Linked DNA regions of Homo sapiens: region 2 is linked to region 1. Evidence: chromatin contacts called from ENCODE Hi-C or POLR2A ChIA-PET data. All regions are on one chromosome and are shown on one strand. The core of a region is the stretch at or near the end of the contact, and the rest is flanking DNA. Distances in the headings are between cores, read along the strand shown.

Region 1 (6,371 bases), core at 1,351-3,850:
GCAATAGGACAGGTTGTCTGTCCCCTGAGAACCATTTAGCCCTTCCCAGTCTTACTCCTTGTGGACAGTGGATGTTATATAACCTGTGTGGTAATTTATGTTAATATAATCTATTATAGACAGTGTGATGGGGTGATGGCGGCTAGTATTTGAGGACCCCTTAATCAGGAATCCACACTTAGGGATGATTAGTGACTCTGAAGTGCCCTAATCAAGAAGATGCACTCCAGAAGTACAGATTTGAATACTGTTGTTGAAATCTAACGACACGGGGTTAGGGAATGATTGGATCAGTTAGCGAAATGCAAGTTGAAATCTGTGGCTGACTACAAAGACTGTACCAGCCCTGCTGCCCTCATACAAGCAAACCCAGCAAGCCCAGCCCGAGCCTTTGCAGCAGCACTTGACTTCTGGACATTCACTTGACCCTGTCTTCTCCCACTTCCCTGTGGACTCTGTCTCCTGACTGAACTTGAAAACTGACTAATTCTGTGGTTAGAATATTTTGTTCCTCCTTGGAGTGAAGCTCTCAGGCAAAGAATTGTTGTAATGCCTGAAGAGACAGATGAGACCTTTCCCAAACTCACAAGAATGGACTGTATGGTAATTTTTTTTTTTGAGAGAGTTTTGCTCTTCTCATCCAGGCTGGAGTGCAATGGCGTGATTTCGGCTTACCACAACCTCTGCCTCCCGGGTTCAAGTGATTCTCCTGCCTCAGCCTCCTGAATAGCTGGGGTTACAGGCATGCACCACCATGCCTGGATAGTTTTTTTTTTGTAATTTTAGTAGAGCAGGGTTTCTCCATTTTGGTCAGGCTGGTCTCGAACTCCCGACCTCAGGTGATCTGCCTGCCTCGGCCTCCCAAAGTGCTGGGATTACAGACGTGAGCCACTGTGCCCGGCCAATAATTTTTAAATTAATACCTGCTTGTTAATAAATATTGGCAGAATGTGGTGTCAGATTCCCTTTCACTGTAATATACGCAACCTGGTAGCAAGGTTGTCAGGAAGAGGATCTATAGACCCTACTGTCTCTAATGCCAGAGGCTACCAGCATTTACAAAAATAGCAACATAGAAAAACTAAATTCCCCAACACTTGCTGCTAGACACATTGACTTAGATGAGTTTTCAGTGTGGCCTAAGAACACGTCTCCATTATGTTCTGAGAGCTTTTCCCTATATATATGTGTGTGTGTTCTCTCTCTCTATATGTGTGTGTGTGTTCACTCTTCTAGCTTCAGAAGAGTGAAGCTAGAAAAGGTTCTGCTCCCCTTTCTAGTCCCTATTTCTGCTCTGAGCAGGTTGATTGATAGAGGGAGAGAATTGACCATGGTGAGGTGCCTTCTAATTAGCGGCAATGACTGTGGCTGCCAAGGCCAGCTCTGCTAATGCCCCAAGGCTGCTGCTCTGCAGTGTGGGCAGGGCCTCTTAGGGCTGTGACTTTGGGGGCAGCAGGGAGTGGGGGAGTTGGGGAAGGGATGGGGAAGCGGCACCTGCCCCTGCTGAACTTGATCCTGTTGTCTTTATGAGAACAAGACTTCCAACTGATCCAGGTGAGAATTTTGCCAGCTTGCAGACAATGACAACCAGGCCTCCAATCAGAGCCAACCTGGGCCATTTTCAATGTCACTGCCAACTTGACCTACTATTATGAAAATTGCTCCAATTACGTGCATACACATTTGCATGTGAAATGACAACTAAGTGCTTGCCTAAGAGGCAATTTTTGTAAATGAAGCCTGGGGTTACTAAAATAGGGTGTTTTGTCCTTTGTTGGTATTATTTGTGACCCATTGAGATGACAGCCTTCCTCAAGCATTGCCTTGTGGCCTGTCATAAATTACTTGTCCCTCAAATGCTTTCTATGGTTTGCAGTCGAGCCCCTGGAAATAAATGGGCTTCAATCATCAGTTTCAACAATTCTCCTGTCTCCAAGTAATAAAACATCTGGAAAATTGGGCTAAATGGATAAAACAGTTCTCTGTAATAAGTATCTGGCATCTGTACAACTCTGTATAATGCATTTTTTTAATGACCAGATGTGGTACTTCTGTGTTATAAAGAACAGAGGCATGTTTATTCATGCTTTTTATTGCATTTAAAATGCAAGGTATATTTTCATAGCTCCCCAGAGAAATGCTCTTCCATTGACTGAGAATTGTTGATGTGTTGGTTTATAAACTTGAAAAGTAAGGGAACCACTCAGAAAATTGCAGATATAATTTAAACAGTCATTAAACTGGACACTCACAGGGAACTGGCTTAAAAAAAAAGAATTCGGTATATAAAATTTCCCTTCTCTCCTAGTGAATTTGTTCCACAGAGTCTTTGGTCTTGCAGTTGTTTATGTTCTTATCTGTCTTCTGTAATATTTATAGCTTTCTGAAGATATGATTTCATCAAACTTGCTATTCACTTCTTCCCAGTTTCTCATTAAGAAAGCTTAGCTGGTAACCCACCTGTGTAGTCTCTATTTTTATAGTCCTTTGTAGGTTTCCAAGAAGATGTTTTTAACATGTGTGTGTAGGAAAGCAGGGGCATGGGAGATGCCTAGAACACTGTCCACGGGGCTGCTATTGCACAACTCTCCTCCTCCTACACACACACACACACACACACAGAGAAAAGTGTGCGTGGGCATGAGGACATGTATAGATATCCATATGTATTTTTAGAAAGTTAGGAAAAGAAGTACAAAAAAGAAAATTTTAAAAATCCTATGGAATTCTATTCAGTTATAACCACTGTTTACTTATGTACTTTTCATTTTACAGAATTTTAGCCATGCTTCCTATATTGCTTTGTCACTTGCTTTTATCACTGCAAATACCAGAAAACTTTTTCCTTTTATAAAATATTCTCTTAAGTTATGAGTCTGGATGGATTAATTTTTATTGAACCACTTTCTTATTTGGGGACATTTTAAATTTTCAGACATTTTCACTACCATAGCCTGTGATAAATATCTTTATGTGAAAATCTTTTTGTAGACCTCTGATTCGTTCTTAAAAGTAGAATTACTGGATCAAAGGGCATGAGCTCTTATTTTTGAGTCTGTTTTAGTATGCACTGTCCCAAATGCGCTTCTCCAAGGGCGTAATGGGATATGTCGTGCCCTCCCACAACGAGAGTGTGAGCATCCTGTTTTCCTGCAGGTGCTAGGTCCTCTCATTAGGAACAGTTCCATAGTAAAGATATTCATCCTCTTCCTGCCCTATTAATTGCCATTGTCTCCTTAGCTTGATACTTGCCTCTTAACTTGGACGATGAGCTGGAAAATTTTATTTGTTTTGCCAGATTTTTTTCCCTCTCTCCCTCCTTCTGACACTCTTCAGAAGTCTTAAACTTCTCTCTGTAACCCTTTCCTTTATGGAGTCCTTTTCAGTTTTTAAGCTTTCCCAGCTTGAAATCAGATTATCGATTTCCACTTTTCTTAAATTTGTTTTTTTATAGTTCATTTTTATATTTAACATAAATCTATCCAGAACTGATTTTGGCATACTACATGAAATGGGAGAATGTAATTTATTCTTTTTTAAATGGTTAACAGCGCCATCTATTCAGTATTCTCTCTCTCTCTGTTTTTTTTTTTTTTTTTTTTTTTAGAGATAGAATCTTGCTCTATTGCCCAAGCTGGAGTGCAATGGCACGATCATAGCTACTTTGATCTTCATCTCCTGGGCTTGAGTGATCCTCCCACCTCAGACTGTGTACTGAATAGCTGGGACTACAGGGGTGCACCACCACACCTGGCTAGTTTTTAAATTTTTTTTTTTTTGAGATGGAGTTTCACTCTTGTTGCCCAGGCTGGAATGTAATGGCACAATCTTGGCTCACTGCAACCTCCACCTCCCAGGTACAAGCCATTCTCCTGTCTCAGCCTCCCAAGTAGCTCGGATTACAGGCATGCGCCACCACACCCAGCTAATTTTTTTTTATTTAGTAGAGACGGGGTTTCACCATGTTAGTCAGCCTGGTCACAAACTCCTGACCTCAGGTGATCCACCTGCCTCGGCCTCCCAAAGTGCTGGGATTAGAGGCGTGTGCCACCACGCCTGGCCTAAAGTTTTTTGTAGATACAGGATCCCACTATGTTGCCCAGGCTGGTCTTGAAATCCTGGGCTCAAGCAATCCTCCTGTCTCAGCCTCCCAAGATGTTGGGATTACAGGCATGAGCCCCCACGCCTGGCCCCAATATTCCATTTTTAAGTAATCCATCTTTTAAACGTTGAGAGTGTAGGTTATTTCTCTATCTGGGTCTTTCTTAAATGTATTTATTTTCACGGATAATTCACTAATTTCTTTCCCCTTGATCTATATGTAATGGATAGGATTGATCTATTTTTGCTGATTGCAAATCATAATTCTGCCTGACTTTGAAACCCTTGACTCCCAACAGTTCTGTTTAGAAACTAATTCTTTTCCATTTTGCTCCTAGCTTGCCCATTGTATTTCAACATGGTATGAATCTCCATTGTGCAAGCATCTAAAGTCTTAAGCCTAAGAGCAGTCAGGCAGCACGTGATTAGAAAGAGGTCATCTTTTGCCAGGCACGGTGGCTCATGCCTGTAATCCCAACACTTTGGGAGGCCGAGGCGGGTGGATCACCTGAGGTTAGGACATAGAGACCAGCCTGACCAACATGGCAAAACCCTGTCTCTACTAAAAATACAAAAATTAGCCAGGTGTGGTGGCGGGCGCCTGTACTCCCAGCTACTCAGGAAGCTGAGGCAGGAGAATCATTTGAGCTTGGGAGGTGGAGGTTGCAGTGAGTCGAGATCGCACCATTGCATTCCAGCCTGGGCAACAAGAGCGAAACTCCGCCACCGCACTCCACCCCCCCAAAAAAAAGGAAAAAGAAAGAAAGAGGTCATCTTTGTAATTAGACACTGACTTTAGGTCTGTAGCAGATGCCCATATGCGTTCTTGGGTCTTCGTTTACTGAGTTCTAAACTGACAGAGAAGCTATGACTTGGAAGTGTGTACTTTAAAAAGTACTTATTTTGTTAAATCTTGCAGATAGGTTTGAAGAATTAAAAAATCCGTATGATGGTGGTGGGGAGGGGAAATTACTTAGGTCAGCTTCAAAAAGCCTGAGTTGGATTCCTCACTTAGCCAGTTTAGTAATTGTTTAGCCTTGGGGAAATGGCTTAAATTCCTCCAGGTTTTGTTTCCTCAGCAGTAAAATGAGGTTTGTTTCTGCTCTAGGACCACATCCTTTACAAAAAACCAAATTATAGCTGGTTAATACATTTCTGGAAAGGTGTTCAAACTCAGAGATAAAACTGTGCATATTAATATAATAATAAAATATGATTTTTACCTATAAATAAGCAAATGTTTCTTAAAATGCTTACTCCATGCTGGTGACAGTGTGGTCAAAGGGATATTTTGAGAATGTAGATTGGTACAGTCATTTTGGGAAGCACTTTTGCAAACAGCACCTTAAAACATCTATTCCTTTTGGACCAGTAGCTCCATCTCCAGTAATTTATTCTAAAAAAATTCACCTGAGATATAGAAAAAGAGTTATACATAAAGATGTTGATCAGAGAATAATTGGTAGGAAGCAAACCTCAACAATAGGGAGAATGATTAGCTTATTACATTTTCTAGTAGCATAATTCATTTACATTTTTGCTTAAATGACACTCACAGAGTAACTCAAAACAAAATGGGCAAAGAAGCATTTCAATTATTAGAAATAATTATGGAAATTATACTGTGCAATCATGAAAAATGACAGTAAGAGTAGCTGAATATCCTGAGAAAATATTCATGTTATAATGTTAGGTGAAAAACTTCTGAAAATAAAATTGTCTAATGAGTATTACCATGTCTGTGCACAGCACAAAGACTGAAAAAAAAAAGCTTAAAATCATGGTGGTTTTCTCTGGGGTATGGAGGATTTCTTTTTTTCTTTCTGCTTCTCTACAATGAACACATTTATTTAATGCTCAGCTAAAAGTAAGCCTATTTTTTAAATGAATGTTTGTTCTTTGAACAAAAAACATTCTGGAAAGAGTATCTATTCCTCTCGTAATCGTAGGGTTGTCATAAAGATCAAATAAGGTTGTCATGAGGACAAACAGGTCATTTTGTGAACCAGGAAGCACTTGGTATTTGGCTATATGTGGCCAGGCTGCTCAAGACTCCTGCTTAATTCAAATCTTGGAGTAAATGTACTAGGAAAACTCATTTTATGAAGAAAACCTGCAGTATGGAAAATGAACTATCCACTTAAAAAGTTATTGATCTTTCAATTTGTTTTGTAGGTTTGGAATTTTACGTATTGGATTTCCTTTAAGTAGAACTCAGTTTCAAATATAAGTCATGCAGGCCAGATGTTCTGGCTTGTACCCTTAATCCC
Region 2 (7,124 bases), core at 822-3,321, 380 kb before region 1:
GGAGAATTGCTTCTTGGCTGTGCCCGGGCTTGTCCAGTCAGCCTGTCTGCTCTTGGGTAGGTTAGACCTGTTTCCAAAGAGTCTGCAAGCCCTGACATTTCTCATGGTCATCTACAAGATCTGGACAGTCCACGAGAGAGCAGCTCCTTCAGATTGAAGCAGAGGGGGGACAGTTCGGCCCAGGACCAGAAGGAACAACACCTAGCGGAGTTCCTGTGGTTGCCAAGGCTCCTTTTTTTCTTCCTTCTCCTGCTCTCTGTGTCACTGCAGCATATTTGCAATATTTGTGCTGTGTCCTTTCTCTACACCCCCACATTCTACCTCAGTGGAACAAGGAGGAGCTCACTCTGCCCAGCCATCACCTTCTACCAGGTTCCTTCTTCCTTTAGCCTTTCCAGCAACCCTCCTGCCCTCTTCTGAGGTTGGCAAATTCAGAGAGACATAATGGCAGATGTGTCAGGAGAAAGAAATGGAATGATACACAAGGTAGACACTAATTAGGTTGCAGAGTTACAATGTGAAAAAAACATTAATGGAATGATTGTAGAGCTGAAAGATGGGATGCAGAACTGGAGAAGAGATCCTCAGAAAGGAAGAACATCATTTCAACTGATGTTGAACATTGAATTGAACATCATTCATTGAATTGAACATCCATTCAACATCATGGCAAGAAAATCCCTGAATGTAAAAAAAAAACATTTCCAAATGCTAGCTAGTGACCTGTCTTTTCTGGAAAATTTCTATAGAAAAGAAATTCAAATGTGACAAAATAACTGGGATTTCTTGAATTGTGTTATCAGTCACTTAGGACCTCACTGTTTATTTCTCTCTGCATTCCTCCAGGCAGTAGAGTTTCTAGTTGTATCTCTCCAGAATCTAACACAGTGCCTCCCTAGCACATGGTAGGCACACAGTAAATGTTTGTGGGATGGATGGGCAACCAGGATAGAAACTGGATATCTAAGAATATAAGGTTTATATAGGGGATATTCTTGAACGAGTGAAGGCAGGAATTCAAACAGGTGTTTGTACACCCTTGTTCATAGCAGAATTATTCGCAATAGCTGAAAGGGTGGAAGCAAAGCAAATATCTACTGACAGATGAATGGATGACCAAAATGTAATGTATACATACAATGGAATATTATTTAGTCTTAAAAAGGGAAGAAATTTTGACACACACTACAACATGGATGAACCTCGAAGACATGTTAAGTAAAATAGGCCAGTCAAATATTGGACAAATATTGTATGATTCCTATGATATAGAGGCCTAGAGTAAACAAATTTGTAGAAACAGAAAGTAGAATGGTGGTTGGCAGGGCCCAGAAGCAGGATATTGTGGGGTTAGTGTTTAATTTGTATAGAGTTTCAGTTGGAAAATGACCGTGTTCTGTGGATGGATTGTGGTGATGGTTGCACTACAATATGAATGTAATTAATGCCACTGAACTGTACACTTAAAATTGATTAAAGTGGTAAATGTTATGTATATTTCACCACCATAATAGAAAAAAAGAATATGTTCATCAACTAATTCATAAATAAGAAACAAGAAAAGTTATTTTTATAACAAAGAAGTGAACCAGGTAATACTTGGAAAGTATAGGTTATAGCAAGAAGACAGCAATGACACTAGACCTAAAAAATATTCAAAACTGTGCTACTAAAACTGTGTTGCCTGAATCCTAATATGGGGCAGAGACTTAGAGCTCTTTCATTCTGCCCTCTCCCCATTATCCCTATGATTCTTTTTTTAAAAAATCAATTTTTTATTTTGAAAAAATGTCAAACCTGAAGAAAAATTGTAAAAATAGTACAAGTGGGCCCTTGTCTGATTCTTCCTTCACCATGAGAAGCGTGGAGGCCTTTGATGTGGTTTCTGTACCAGTCTACCCCGCAGAAATCCGTGGCTGTTGCCTTTGGAGATGGTGTCTGGGTGCGGGAGTGCATGCAGCACGCTGAAGCTGAAGCCCAGTCCTTGTTTACAGAATGGCCACTGGTCAATGACACTGGGCTGCTTCAAATGCTTTTGATCCCTTACCATCATCCAGCCCTGTGCCAGGCTGGTTTTCCTGCCAAAATGTGCCCAGTGCATTAGCTCATTTAGTCATCGCAGTAACCGTTTGAGTCAGTGCCCTTGTTCCTCTTTCACAGATGAGGAGGCAGAAGGCTACTAGATTAATGACATTATTAGCAGCAGACTCAGGACTTCAGTTCAGAACCATTGGCTTTAAATTCTAAACCTGTATGATGTACACAGAAGTAAAGCAGGAAGGTAACATGGAGGGGGTCCAGTGTGGGGCAGAAAGAAGAGGAATGGGGTCAGGCAGCAAGGGGAGGGAAAAGGGGCACATTCAGGCGGTGGCTCAGAACTATTCAACATGGTACTTGTTGGGTTGATATCTACATGGTACTGATAGCTATTTGTTGAAAAGCTGGTTCCAAAGTCCCCTGTTACATAACAAGCTCTCAAGAAGACAGCCCACCTGCGAGGTGACCTTCAGGGATTATGTGACCTGTACCCTGCCTGTGACTAGAAACCATACACAGAGGAAGTTTGCCATCAGCTGAAGAGTGCTTAACTGAGGCGTGGCGAGCAGACTGCACAGTTCTTGCCAACATCAGAGTTAATTTGGTAAATCTTGGCATCTGCTTTCCTTCAGATATTTACCTAAAGCCTCCATCTGCCTCTAAATATAGATGGATGAGAAGTTCAGCATCATTTAAGACACATTATTTTGCACTTGGCTATATATAGGAATGTACTGTTGTATAAGTAGCCACTTTAATCTGGTTTAAATTTAATTTGGCTCCTGGACATGCGTATGTATATGTTGGTTAAGCATTTCCTTTTCCTACGGTCATCTTTCAAAGTGCACGTTGCTTAAACATATAAGGGCTTACTTTTCTCATGTAACAGGAATTCAAAGTGGGTGTTTGCTAGTGGTGGTTCAGTGGCTTGAGGATACGGGGGCTGAGGTCTCTGATATTCTCTTGGTCTGTTCCTCATGGTCTCAAGGTGGGTGCAACAATTCTAGCCATCATATTGGAGTTCCAGGCAGAAAAGTGGAAGAAGAAGAAAAGAAAGAACAAAATGGCGTACCTCCTACCTGAATCAGGCTCCTATAGGAAAACTTTCCCAAAATCCCACATTATATTTTATTCCTCTACAATAGAAGTTAGAGGAAAGTCTTTTCAAGAGACATGTTTCTACCACCAACAATATAGGGTTCTCTTAGTAAAGAAGAGAGGATGGATGTTGGAAGGCAACTGGCTCTCTACCAGAGCCATATGTAAAACCCTTACCTATGGATCTGTTTCTGGATTTTATCCCACAGATCTCTTTTTATGCTGGCACCAGACCATACTGTTTTAACATCATAATCTGTTGGAAAATCTGAAGAGTCTGGTTTTTGCTTTTGCTTTGTATACAGTTGACATATAAGTTGGCTTAGACACTTAGTAAACTAAACAATCTTTTTACTTTTTATTAACCTGAAATAAAACCTACGTATTGAGAAAGACCTGTTAACTTAATTAAAACTACGGCTAGAAGGGATCCTTGTAGGAGATGGCTGTTGGAGAGCTTTCTGGAATCATTTCTAGATTTGACTTTTGGTAGGTTGAAATCTCTGCTTTTGAAATTCCTATTGTGGCGGAATTTTCCCAAGCACTGCAGATTTTTATTTCTTCCATCCTTTTAACTTAATTTTTGAATTCCTGAGTCTTAATTTTATTGTGTCTAATATGCACACAAGATCTGAGAGCAATATGTACATTTTAAGCCAAGAAACACACAGATCTTAGCTAAATGGTGAAGTCATGCCAAGAGCTGCCAATCCTGTTTTTCAGTGGAAGTGCAGAAGCATGTTGAAGTCTCCAGCTGAGCTCCCCACCACATTGGAAGAACCCAGAAAACAAACAAGCAAGCTCTTCTCATGACTTAAAACTCAGGGTTTTCAGGGTGATGATTTTAAACTCAGGGTGTCTAATCCATTCATGAAGAGTGTGGTCTGGCCTCAAGCCATTTCTGACATCAATACCCTTGATTCATGTCTGTTTATCCCTGTGCTGCCTCTGCGATGGACATGGAGATTCTACTTTAAATGCACATTTAGAAATCAGTTACCCATACCTCTTCAGCTAGCCATGGAATCTTTGAGGAATTAATTTTGGCCAGTTGAAAAATATGGAGTTAGCCATATAATACCAAAATAAATGCTTCCAAAAATTTCTGAGGGGGAAAAAAAAGCATACCATGTAGATATTAGGTGGAGAAAGTTATTTTCTTTCTAGTGCAATAGATACACATTTTCAAAAATAGACATGTTTTTCAATTCAGTTTTTCTACTTTATAGAAAAAGAAGCCAAAATATTCTCAACCCATATTTTTAACTTAGAACATGAAACATAAAATGTAGTTTGGCTTTATGTTGTGTCAAGCTAAGTGAGAAGGGCAGAGAAGACGGGGATCCCAAGAAGGAATGAAACCTCTTTGATAAAGCTTGAGAGGCAAAGATGTAATGCATTCATTCACCCCTTTTTCATAATCCTTTATATCTAAAAAGAAGCAAACGTTTCATGTGAGCTTTTTCATCAAACTGAAATTTGAAGGCATAAGTATTTTTGAAATTCACCATCTTCTGATATTTTTTAGAATTTTCTTTAGAGAAAAACTGTTAATGTTTTACTCCCTTTTGAGGGTCACAATCTATTACAAAACAAAAACTTTTCATTCAGTTTCATTGTATGTGGCCCTTTACACTTCCTGCTAAAGACTTTAGCCATGTATCTTTGCCCAGCTAGATACACACACAGTCAGCTTTTGATATTTGCCCTGTGGACCAGATGAAATAAAGCCCAGAATCAAGTCTACTGTTTCCCAATTGGTGTGACCATGGGCTGAATTCTGCGCTTCTTTTTGTTGTTGTTGTTGTTGTTACATTGCTACAGCCCAGATTTCCAATGACCTTGAGAGGTCTATGCGTGGGTATGTACATCCTGATGTGGGTTACTCATTTCCCATGTAATCTTACAGGTCCTTTATTTCTGCCCAAATGTGAGAGGCTCCAGTAAAGTTTCTAGCTAGAAGAATTATAATCTATAGAGGTGGTTGATAGAATTATTTTCATGCTCAGTGTTTTCCTTTAGGTCTCTATTCTCCAAATCTTGCAGGTAAAGTAGTCCTTTATTCAGGGAAGATGATGACGTTCATAATTGCAGGCCTAGAGAGAAAGCTGTCAATTGTCATACATTCCACAGGAACATCAAACAGAGCTCCTTTAGTTGAGGGCATCTCAATTCACTGAGCTGAGCCAGTCTCACTGATGTGTGATCTGAATGACAGAGGACTGGCAAAGGCCCTGGGTGAGGGTGTGTTTGTGTATTCACATTGCTGCAGAATCTTCAGTACTGCTTTGTGGGTTCCGTGGTCCTTAGGGATGGCTTCACCAAACAGGGATGCAAGAACAAGTCATTGCATTTTTGCAATACCTGGAGAATTGCCCATAAAAGATAATGAACTTACAGGAAAAGCTTATAGCTTTTGCAACACATACTTACAGACCGCGTTTAGCCAATCATAACTGCATGAAACTGATTGCACGTGCTCTTGGCTGTCTTTTAAATAACTTTTTTGGTTATTAATCTTTTGAAAAATATCGAGCATACTGGGGAAAAAACTCTAAAGATTAACTACATTTCTTCCTGTCTCTCAAAATCCAAGACAGGTGTTTGTCTACATAATTCTGAAACTTTAGGGACAATTTATACTCCAGATATTAACAAAAAAGAATGCTGTCAAGTAGTGAAAAACCAATAATGATTAGAATGTCAGAATGAAGGGAATAATGAATGTACTGTTTTAGAAAAATAAAACCAACTTATAACACATTGACTCTTTCTCAGTTTTCCCAAGAAACCATTCCTCTTGTGGAGGTCCTCATACCTGACATTTGCATACCAAAGTTGTCTTTTTCCCCATGACTTTCACATACATTACATCATAAGACTTTCACAGTTGCACTGTGGGATAGAAAAAACATTATCCCATTTAACACATGGGAAAGAAAGATTTGCCAAGATTAAGTGATATGCTAGAGTCACTTGAAGAATTTTTTGTGGCAGAGCCCAGACTAGAACTTAGGTCTTCTGACTCTGTCCCATTGAGCAACTACCCCGTACCAGGTATGGATGTCTTTAATACTGGGGGTAAAGTAGTGAGTGAGGCCTTCAAAGACCTTATGTTTCTGTCTCAGGACAGGTACTAAACAAGTAAAGTAACTACTCCTTGTAGCAAGTGCTCAGAAGAAAACAAGGAGTGTGATAGGAGAGAGATTTAAGAAGGGTTAATCTGGGAGGCGGAGGTTGCAGTGAGCTGAGTTGGCGCCACTGCACTCCAGCCTAAGCGACAGTGCGAGACTCTCAAAAAAAAAAAAAAAAAGTTATCAGAGAGGACCTGAGGAAAAGCTATTTCTTTTCCTGGAGCAGCTGGTCATGCTAGGATCCAGGAAAAGTAGTCTAGACATGGAAACAGGAGTTGCAAAGATCCTGAGGCAAGGAAGAGACTAGGATGTTCTAGGAACTTTTAGAAGGCTGGTGTTGCTTAGAGTTTTATGAGAAAGACAGAGTAGAATAAGATGAACTCGTAGAGTAAGGCAGCCATGGGAACTGCCTGGGCCTTTATGGACATGAAAAGGATTTCTTATTGTATTCTACATGACATGAAATCCCAATGAAGGGTTTTAGATGTAGGGAGTGGGATTAGGGAGGGGAAGTGATCTGATTTGTATGTTTAAAAAATCATTTTGGCTACAGTACAGAGAATGGATTAGAGGAAAGCAAGGGAAGCCAGGTAAGGTTATTTTGTATCTAGGCAAGAGTTGATGCTAGCTTGGGTTAGAGAGGTTCCCATGGAGTGGAAAGAGGTGGGTGGATTTGAAATACATTTTGGTTGTAGAACAGGCTCTACTACTGCCAGGAGATTGGAAAGGCAGTCTCGAATTGTGGTTAGTAGTATAGGCTCTGAAATTGGACCATAGTTGAAAATTGGACCATGGTTGAAAATCCTTGCTCCTCCAATATACTAGCTATATGAACTAAGGTAAGTTATTTATCTT

The links. A loop is a pair of places that touch in the nucleus more often than their neighbours do. ChIA-PET counts read pairs that join two places held with the same protein, here RNA polymerase II (POLR2A). Pooled maps may share reads with other maps.
Region 2: a map of heart right ventricle shows a loop between it and region 1 (5-fold over the local background). The contact joins two enhancer-like sites. A Hi-C loop is called at or near these places in 5 of 168 maps with a recorded cell type or tissue (A673, IMR-90, chondrocyte and 2 more), 1 of 37 single-sample maps with no recorded cell type and 7 of 50 pooled maps. POLR2A ChIA-PET finds 5 or more read pairs at or near these places in 2 of 52 experiments (BJ and H1).

Annotation. Positions count from the first base shown.
Region 1 is chr5:74,661,665-74,668,035 of GRCh38, reverse strand. It overlaps a transcript of HEXB not described here. Among named protein-coding and RNA genes, the nearest start is that of HEXB, 20 kb to the left of the region's middle. Within about 2 kb of position 2,600, at least 2 of the 41 ENCODE cell types and tissues checked have a DNase peak (open chromatin) inside an H3K27ac peak, as active enhancers do.
Region 2 is chr5:75,039,508-75,046,631 of GRCh38, reverse strand. The region is part of intron 3 of GCNT4 (glucosaminyl (N-acetyl) transferase 4); the gene reads left to right. Among named protein-coding and RNA genes, the nearest start is that of GCNT4, 9.5 kb to the left of the region's middle. Within about 2 kb of position 2,071, at least 2 of the 41 ENCODE cell types and tissues checked have a DNase peak (open chromatin) inside an H3K27ac peak, as active enhancers do.